Linked DNA regions of Homo sapiens: region 1 is linked to region 2. A link is an interaction called in ENCODE POLR2A ChIA-PET data of the cell type or tissue named here. Cell type or tissue: GM12878. All regions are shown on one strand.

What was found. ChIA-PET counts read pairs that join two places held together with the same protein. Peaks named below come from ENCODE experiments on the same cell type or tissue, not always from the same donor. Only the 100,000 strongest peaks of a DNase experiment are listed, where the experiment ranks them.
Region 1: POLR2A ChIA-PET joins it to region 2 with 5 read pairs; 2 of 35 experiments call an interaction of 5 or more read pairs at or near these places.

The regions. Positions count from the first base shown.
Region 1 is chr4:83,066,884-83,071,883 of GRCh38, forward strand. COPS4 (COP9 signalosome subunit 4) reads left to right here. Exons shown (of 10, transcript NM_016129.3): 9 at 1,555-1,639. Among named protein-coding and RNA genes, the nearest start is that of COPS4, 34 kb to the left of the region's middle. In GM12878, no CTCF peak of the experiment used is centred here; no DNase peak of the experiment used is centred here.
Region 2 is chr4:83,172,984-83,177,983 of GRCh38, forward strand. All of the region lies in intron 4 of LOC124900167 (a long non-coding RNA gene), which reads right to left. Among named protein-coding and RNA genes, the nearest start is that of PLAC8, 61 kb to the left of the region's middle. RefSeq lists an enhancer at 1,905-1,954. In GM12878, no CTCF peak of the experiment used is centred here; DNase peaks (open chromatin) are centred at 2,048 and 2,338; H3K4me3 peaks cover 1,629 bases; H3K27ac peaks cover 4,645 bases.

The DNA of each region.
Region 1 (5,000 bases), 110 kb before region 2:
AATCCAACAAAGTACCAATGACATTCAGAGAGTATTGCAGGTATCATTTACAAAATATTCTCTTAACTTTAAATAAAATTAAGCAACCTTACTTTTAGCTAATTTATAAACCTTAAAAGTCGTGCAGTTATGGGTCGCATCCCTTTTTCTCTGGCAGTGAAATTTTTTGTCTGTTTATTTATTTTATTTTTTTTTGTTTTTAGAGACAGGGTCTTGTTCTGTCACCCAGGCTGGAGTGCAGTAGCGTGATCATAGCTTACTGCTGCTTCAGACTCGTGGGTTCAAGCAATCTTCCTGTCTCAGACTCCCAAGTAGCTGGTACTACAAGTACACATCACCACGCCTGGCTAATTTTTTTGTTTGTTTGTTTTCCCCCGAGACGGACTGTAGCTCTGTTGCCCAGGCTGGAGTGCAGTGCTGCAATCTCGGTTCACTGCAACCTCTACCTCCCAGGTTCAGGCGATTCTCCTACCTCAGCCTACTGAGTAGCTGAGATTACAGCACCACGCCCAGCTAATTTTTGTATTTTTAGTAGAGGAACTGTGTTGGCCAGGCTGGTCTCAAATTCCTGACCTTATGATCCACCTGCCTCAGACTCCCAAAGTGCTGGGATTACAAGTGTGAGTCACCACGCCCAGCCCTTTTTTTTTTTTTTTTTTTTAAAGAAACAGGGTCTTGCTATGTTGCCCAGGCTAGTCTTGAACTCCTGGTCCCAAGTGATCCTCCTGCTTCGGCCTCCCAAAGTGCTGGGACTACAGGCATGAGTCATTGTGCCTGGCATGGCAATGAAATTTTAATTAGAATTTTCTAACAATTCCTTTACTTGTACACATTCAATACACAGTAAAGGAAGAACAATTTGGGAGTCAAGGTTTAAGTTACCATTAAAAGAGACTTTCTTCTTGAGGCTTTAAGGTATGATCTCTTGCTGAGACTATTGGAGGTGAATATATTTTTAACAATAAATGCTAGTCACAATCTGTTCAGGACTGATAGGATTGATTGTGAAGATGGTCAAAATTAATAAATGACCAGGTCACAATCCAGTTTGCTTATGCACAGTAAACATTAAGTATGTCTTCAGGAGTTAGGTAGTAGACCTTTTGCTTTCTTTTAATTGTCTTTTAAACCCTTTCAATTTCTTTTTGAATTTCACCATCTACCTTTCAATTTTTAAAGAGTTTCTGGGGTAGCAAATACTGTGGAAATTGAAATAAAATAAGAAAAACTAGTTTGTTTGGGTTTTTTTGAGGTATGGATCCTAGTAAGAAGAAAAATTGATAGTTTGCTTTTGAGCAGAGGAGAAAATGATAGTTATATTCTTGTCCAAAATCTCACAAGAAAAACAGATCCCAGTTAACTTAAAATAATGGCTTATGTACAGCAAGAATTGGGAAATAGCCAGATTTACAAGATTTACTCTTCTAGTGGCAGATTAATGTATATGTAAAGTTTAGTGATGGTAGTTAAACCAGAAGCTTTCTGTTCTCTTTTCATATGTGAATAACTAAAAGATATGATAAAGTTTCTGAGAGTTTTTTTTTCCCCCAATAGGCGGAAAAGATAGCATCTCAAATGATAACCGAAGGACGTATGAATGGATTTATTGACCAGATTGATGGAATAGTTCATTTTGAAAGTAAGAGGTTTTGTGTATTTCTGTCATAATGAAATAGCAGTGAACTGTTATATTTGTGATTAAAACATGTTGGACAGTTTCCTTTGACTCAGAATCTTACTACTGGAATGAGCTTATTTCCCAAAGAAATAATTTAAAATAATTTTTAAGAAGTTATATTCATGAGGCTGGGCATGGCGGCTCATGCCTGTAATCCCAGCACTTTGGGAGGCCAAGAAAGGTGGATCACTTGAGGTCAGGAGTTTGAGATCAGCCTGGCCAACACGGTGAAACCCTGCCTCTACTAAAAATATAAAAATTAGCCAGGTGTGGTGACAGGCACCTGTAGTCCCAGCTACTCAGGAGGCTGAGGCAGGAGAATCACTTAAACCTAGGAGGCAGAAGTTGCAGTGAGCCGAAATTGCAGCACTGCACTCCAACCTGGGTGACAAAGCGAGACTCTGTCTCAAAAAAAAAAAAAAAAATTATATTCATGAATCTACTTACTGCAGGATTTTCTATGTTAAGGAAAAATTTGAAACTCAAATTGTTGTATCAGTTCATTCATTTATGCATCAAATATTTATTGACCACATACCATGTATCAGGCATATGGAAATGACAGTTGCATTTCCTATTCAGCAACTCATTAAACTAATGGAGGCAGACAGGTAAGTGGATCCCTTGACTTTTTCATTGTCTAATACCTTCCCAGCTCCTTATTCCCACCTCATTTACACCCTGGACCTTGCTGTACCCAGAACTTTTCCACTTGCAAAATTTTTATTTGAAATATCTCACTCTGGCCATAACCTTTTTCTTGTTTCTCTAGTGGTCTGTGGTCTGTCTCCGTTACTCTCAGTTCAATTCTTCCTTGACCTTATTGGAGTTTCTGGTCCATTGACTCTTCTGTTTTCTTCCAGTTAGCATAATCTTTTTTGTGCTGGAGAAGAGTCGGGCATCAGACAGGCTGATACCTCTCTAAATTCGAGGTCACAGGTCCTCAGCACTACATAGGATTCATGGTACATTTCTGTAGTCCACTCTTTTTCCTCCTTTGCAATGACTATTTCAGGTTTGGTTTTTCTTAAATCTCTGACTTTTCTCCCCATTTATTCTCAGTAGAAAACCTTGTTTCCTATTTCAAAGGGGAAAAAAGCCATCAGTATGAAATATTTTAATTTCCTTTTTTAGTTATTTTTTTCTCTCATTCAATTTGAAATTTTAACTTCTTTATCAGATGTAGAAACACTTTAATTTTAGATATAGATGTGAATCTTTTTCTTCCTTCGTGTTTTACTGCAGATGGTTTTCGTCACCCTGTCTGGTTGTTCCACTTGGGCTTTGGACCTTTTCTCTGATCCTTTCCCTTTCCCCTCCCACCAAAAAACACTGGTTTAGGAACCTGAGGTTAGCAGTTATTTTTGTCTGATTTTATCCTTTTTTTCCTACTGGCTTCTTTCCATCAATATTTACACATCCTCAGGACTCCTCCATTTTAATGAAAATCCTTTTATCTTCCAAATCTCATCTTGACTTTTCAACATATCAAATAGTGTTGATCTCTCACTACTTTTTGAACCTTCACCCCACCACCACAGCTTGACTTTTGTCATCTCTTCCATCCGATTCTACTTTTCCTCTTATATCTCCAGCTATCCTTCATAGTCATCTTTGTAGAATCTGTAGTACCTTTAAGTTTAAATACTAGTTACTTAGGGCTTAATCCTAGACCTTTCCCCACTTATGCTACTGAGTTTCCATGGGTAATCTCATCTATTTCCTTTGATTCAGTTACTGTCTCTGCATAGACAATGCCTACATTTACCTTTCTAGAGTGATTCTAAGTCCCAGCCCCATGGTTCTAGTTTACTACTAAGGTGTTTCTACCTGATTGCTTCATGGGCATCTTAGCATGAACATATCAAAAACTGAATTTATTATCTTCCCTTCTTGTGTGTCCCCCACGACTAACCAGCCAGCCATCCCAAAACTGTATTGTTAGCTTTCTCCAATACTCCTTATCCTTGGGCTCAAACCATCCTCCCACCTCAACCTCCAAAATCCCTGAAGTGCTGGGACTATAGGTGTGAGCCACTGTATTGGGTCCTTTTCTTCATTTCTTACTATCACCAACCTATTCTGAACCCTACTATTATAACCTCTTCAGGTGTTGAGAAATAACCTCTTTCTTTCCTTCTCATATCTACAATTGCTCCTTTCTAGTTCAGTTCCCTAGTACAGCTGGAGTGATTATTTTCTTTTAAAAAATGCAAGCATAAAAAAGAAATAAACAAATAGTTAAATCATGTTATTCTTTTGTTTACACTGTAATGAATGTCTTCCCCATTGCTTGTAGAACAAAGTTCTACAAAGTCTCCCAAAAGCTGGTCCTGGTCCTTTCTAGCTTTCTCTTGCATAAGTCTTCTTTTTATTTTTTTCAGCATTGCAAATTCTTCCCCCTATCAAACATTCTGAAATATTTACCCCTTTCCAGCCATCTTCTCTTTGTCCCATGTCTCAATTTGAATATCCTTAATCAGTAATGATTTTCCTGACTTTCCAGATTAGATATGGCTTTAAATTATATATTCTCATGTCAGCCTGAATTTCTTCCTAGAATTTATTTTAGTTATTTTCAGTTGTGTAACTATTTGTCTAAATGTCTGTTTCTGTTTCCAAGTTAAGCTTCCTGGTGATAGGTATTAAGTCTGTCTTATTTTCCATGGTACATCCAACATCTGTTCCAGTGTCTGGCACATTGTAAATGAGAAATAAGTGTTGAATAAACAAACACAGCATATGATGAGTAATATAGCATTTCCCCTTCTGTGCATTAATGTTGCTTGTCTATTTCCTCCCTTCCCTCACAACTCTCCTTCTGGCCTTCCAGTATCAATTTGCTGTAGCTTTTGTTATAATGATTTTTTTTTCTTAAGAGACAACTCGCTGTGTTGCCCAGGCTGAGGTGCAGTGGTATGATCATAGCTCACTGTTGCCTCAAACTCCTGAGCTCAAGCTGTCCTCCTGCTTCAGCCTCCCTAGTAGCTAGGAAGGACTACAGGTGTACACACCGCACCTGGCTAGTTGTTTTTCTTCTTGAGATGGGGTCTTGTGGTGTTGCCTAGGCTGGTCTTGAGCTCCTGGCCTCAAGTGATCCTCCTGCCTCAGCCTTCCAAACTGCTAGGATTATAGGTATGAGCTATTGTGCCTGGCTTTTTTTTTTTTGAGATGGGAGTCTTGCTCTGTTGCCAGACTGGAGTGCAGTGGCGCAATCTCGGCTCACTGCAACCTCCACCTCTTGGGTTCAAGGGATTCCCCTGCCTCAGCCTCCTGAATAGCTGGGACTACAGGCACACGCCACCATACCCAGCTAATTTTT
Region 2 (5,000 bases):
TACCAAGTCCCCTGTCTTTTGGAAGGTGCCGAGACCAGCTCAGTTGGGGAGACCCTAACCCAATGGTGCTAGAGGAATTAAAGACACACACACAGAAATATAGAGGTGTGAAGTGGGAAATCAGGGGTCTCACAGCCTTCAGAGCTGAGAGCCCTGAACAGAGATTTACCCACATATTTATTAACAGCAAGCCAGTCATTAGCATTGTTTCTATAGATGTTAAATTAACTAAAAGTATCCCCTATGGGAAACGAAGGGATGGGCCAAATCAAAGGAATAGGTTGGGCTAGTTAACTGCAGCAGGAGCATGTCCTTAAGACACAGATTGCTCACGCTATTGTTTGTGGCTTAAGAATGTCTTTAAGCAGTTTTCCACCCTGGGCGGGCCGGGTGTTCCTTGCCCTCATCCCGTAAACATACAACCTTCCAGCTTGGGTGTTAGGGCCATTATGAACATGTTACAGTGCTGCAGAGATTTTGTATATGGCTAGTTTTGGGGCCAGCTTATGGCCAGATTTTGGGGGGCTTGCTCCTAACTGGAAGTTTTATTCTCAGCAGTTACTATTTATTGACTCCCTGGGGTCTTGCGCTGGGCTCTGTTTTTCTGAGCCAATCTGAGCTATCCAGATGGGATCAGGTAAAACAGCTGAGTAAGTCTCTCCTTGGCGTTCCAGGGCTCTTAATTCCCCCTATTTCCAGCCCCTCCTTTGCCCTCTGTATGCCTCCTTCTGGCATTCAGCCACCTACCAAATAATTCCATGGGTCGCATCAACCCACCAGCCCCTCATTAGAGATTAACCTAATTTCTGGAACAAGAAAGTAAAATAAAGTCAGTGGAAAAGGCCCTACTTTTTGTCACCTGTGTTAGGCCATAGCCAGGGAAAGGATCCCTTCCTCTTTATACATTGAAAGTGGAGAAAGGTTAGTTTCATACCAGTAGTTGGCTTCTGGACTCCTACATCTCCTGCAGCCTCCCAGATCCCTTCAGATCTGTTCCTTTCAAGGACCTCCCTTGTTCTTGAGCTTCTCCAGAAGCCAGAAACCCCACAGTAAGCCCTTTAGTCCTGCAACTGAGTGTGTATTTAGGGCCAATTCCCTCCCCTACTCCCACAGAACCTCTGGGTCTCCCAGAATTCATAAGTCTCTGCATCAGGATAAGATTCTGCCTCATCTACCAATGGTGTCATTTCTGAAATTTTAGCCAAAAGAATGAAAACTCTCAGTTATAAGGAAATTAAAAAATGATTATGTGTAGTTGAAGATATGGCATTTCCTAATTTAAGCTACACAATTTATATAAACAAAGTGTACTCCAAAACATTTTTCTTCATGTTAAAAATGGTGCTCATGCTTGATAATGCTTAAATTAGGAGTCCTCTCAGGAGTATTTGTGTTTTTCATAGCACAAGACTTGGAAAGTTTCTGACACTGGCAAAGTTTAGTTATCCTCCTTTCATCAAGCAAGTCAAAGGGACTTGGCTCACTAAAACATTTGTGAGGGGAAGAGATAAAAAGCAGAGGGTAAACTGGGTCTATCGATGCCTCCATTGTCTTCCATCATTAACCTCTCCAGTAACCTAATTTATTAAGCTTCTTCTCTACTTTTGTCCTATAATTTATTAAACTGGTGTCAGGCATACATGGTTCTAGAGGAAGACTGCCCTTTCACACCCAGACCCTCTATGCGTGCCCTCTGAAGCTCTTCACAATGTGACCTACCCTATTTCTTCAGTCCTTTTGATTTCTACTTCCATAAGTTATCCCATCACTACTCAGCAAGCAGCCCCTCTATATCTATTCCTGCTGTCAGTTACCGTCTCCTGTCTTCCTCTTTACCTGTTAACATCCCATCCCTAGTGCCCATCCACCAGGAAGCCATTTCTAACCTTCCATGTTGGATTTGCCTTTCCCTCCTCTGAACTTGCAAACCCCTTTCCAGATGTGGTGGAGAACCCTCTGGTCTGGCGCTCAGGACACTAGGATATCATTACAGCACTGATACTTGGCTCCCTCTGTGCTTTTTCTCTAAATGACAATGATACTATTTTCACTTCCTCCTTCCCACGGTTATTAAAAATATACAGGAATCTATACTAATAGCAGACATGAGATTTATATACGTGTATTCTGAGCATGTACACCTTTTCTTTTGACTTATTTGTAGGTTTTTTTTGAGGACAGGTAACTGGACCTCAGTCATCTTTGTGTCCCCCAAAGATAATGGCCTACACATAGCCTAGAAAATAGTAGGTGCTCAATACAATTGTATTTATTTATACCAGTGGTTTTCAACCATGGGTGATTTGCACCTCCCATCCGCCCTGCCCCACCCAACCACCACCTGCCTGAGACATATGGCAATGTCTAGTAACAGTTTTAGTTTCTACAATTCAGGGAGATGGCAGAGAATTGCTACTGGCATCTAGTGGGTAGAGGCCAGGGAAGCCGCTAAGCATCCTACAATGCACAGGACAGGCCCTGCCTTCCCTAACTTTCAACAAGAAGTTATTCGGCCCAATGGTGGCAAGGCTGAGAAACTCTGATTTATACCCTTGATCTTAAGGAGATTTGAGCCATTTACAAACTCACATATGCAATAAGATACCAAATGCAAAATGAAGAAATCAGGCACAGGAAAAATAAAGCCTAGAGCAGCTTTAGTGCGTGCTTTAAGGTTCCTATACAATGCTAGACATCACTGCACATTAGACCCTGAGCTTCTGATCAGGCAAAGCAAAGAGGGAACACAAATATTTAGGAGATTGGCCATGTCCATAAAAGACAAACAAATTAAAACCTAGAGAAATTTCTCGTCAAAATGGAGGTGATGCATGAAAAAGAGTGATCTAAGCCTTTAACAGTAGTTCTATAATAACTAGAACAGACATTTCCTAATGTAGGCTTAAAGAGTATGGAGGGATTACAGTATGAGCACTGAAAGTAACGTATGAGAAGCTAAAATGATCCCATCCAAGTACTTATCTGTCTGATAATCTGAGATAATTCAAGATTAAAAATCAGATTTTTAAAGACTTTTTTGATACAGAGTCTTGCTCTGTGATCCAGGCTGGAGTGCAGTGGTGCCATCTCAGCTCACTGCAAACTCCACCTCCTGGGTTCAAGCAATTCTCGTGCCTCAGCCTCCCGAGTGGCTGGAATTACAGGCGTGTGCCACCATGCCTGGCTAATTTTTGTATTTTTAGTAGAGAATGGATTTCACTATGTTGGCCAGGCTGCTCTCCAACAGCTGGCCTCAAATGATCCGCCTGCCTCGGCCTCCCAAAGTGCTGGGATTACAGGTGTGAGCCACAGAACTTGGCCTAAAGATTGTTTAGAGGAGTACAAGGGGGCATGTTCCTTGATAATTCTTCATAAATAGCATTTTTGCCAGCTATTTATGAGGTTTAGTAAGAACTGGGCAGTGGTGAGACTGAGTTAAAAGTCTGGCAAGACCTTGAGTTCAGATTCCCAGCTCAAGCTGCTTATCCATGAGAAGAGGTATGCAGATGGAAAGGTATATAACGTATTGCATTGTTATAAAAATTAAGGAATGGAGTGGGGACACACAGCTGAATAGAAGACCACCCTAGTGTAGCATGGAAGTGAGCTTAAGTCATCTACCTACAGGAAAGTTTGTTTCCCTCAGAAACCACCTCTGGGGCTGCTTCAGCAAGTGACCACATGGCTGATAAAAGTCCCCAAGTTCTGTACCATAGAGCCTGGAAAACTTTTGTAGTAGGTATTACCACCTTCTCCCATGGTAATAAAAGAATGTAACAATACACCTACAGAGTCAAATTTTAAGTACAGAAAGTCCCTCAACTTATATGGGGTGATGTCCAGATAAACTTATTATAAGTAAACAAAATTATTAAGTTGAAAATGCATTTAGTTCAGATAAATTCATCATGAAGTTGGAAAATTGTAAGTGGAATTATTGTAAGTTAGGGACTGTCTGTAATGTAACTTCCTAGTCAATGCTGTAAAGATAAAAGAATTGCAATATGGAACCTTAGATATTATAATAAGTTGATCTTCTAAAAATACTAATTGGCCCTATTCTGCTTCTGAACCATTTGATCTGGTTGTAGAGATTGAGTGAGTGATCTGGAATTGGTATTTTTAAGGCTTCCCAGGTAATTACAAAGTGCAGCCAGGGTTGAGAATCACCACATTAAAGGAAATGATGATTTTTGAGTATTGAATTAGTCCAACTTGAGTCTTTTATACAATAATAAAATACATTTCCTCTCAACTTCAAACTTCATGTACCACTTAAATTTTCTCCCCAAACACGTATAATTTAAAAAAATTAAGCCAAGGGGAACACTCATTCTATGGCATAGAATGAGGTGTTGCTTGGTTCTAAAAATGAATGAATGAATGAATGAATGAATGAATAATATGCTCAATGAAGAAAATCTGAGAATTACCAAAATATCAAAACAAAAAACCTCTAGCAATTCCACCATACAAAGCTTAACTACTTGTGACATTTTCAATGTATGTCTTTCCATTTAATCCATTAAAACAGTAATTAGTGTGTAGGACCAGTTTTTAATGAGGATATTCCCAATTGAGGCAATAAAACCATTTCTCCTGCAATGTGGAGAAGGCTGCTTTCCTTTCTGTTTGTTTTACATGGAGAGCAAGCATTCATCTCTTTTAAAACTGGTATCCAATTATGCTGTAGCTCAGAATTACCTAATTAGTTGAGATGCCCCCACCATGACTCTTGAGTTTGTGTGACAGGGTAGAGTCTGTCTAAGAAAGTCAAGAGTTTGAGTTCATCCCAAGGGCTGAAATACTATTGGTTTAATGAATGAATCTTTGAGTTACCTTAAAAGTCCCAATTTATATGCAGATATCCTAAAAGCCCTCGACTAAAAGTAGGTTTCTTACCTAGGCAATGACTTACTTCCCCAGACTCACGTTTTGCCTTTATTCTGTTTCTTCACATCTTTCTTGGAACTATTTGTCTCCAATAGGAGCTAAACAGA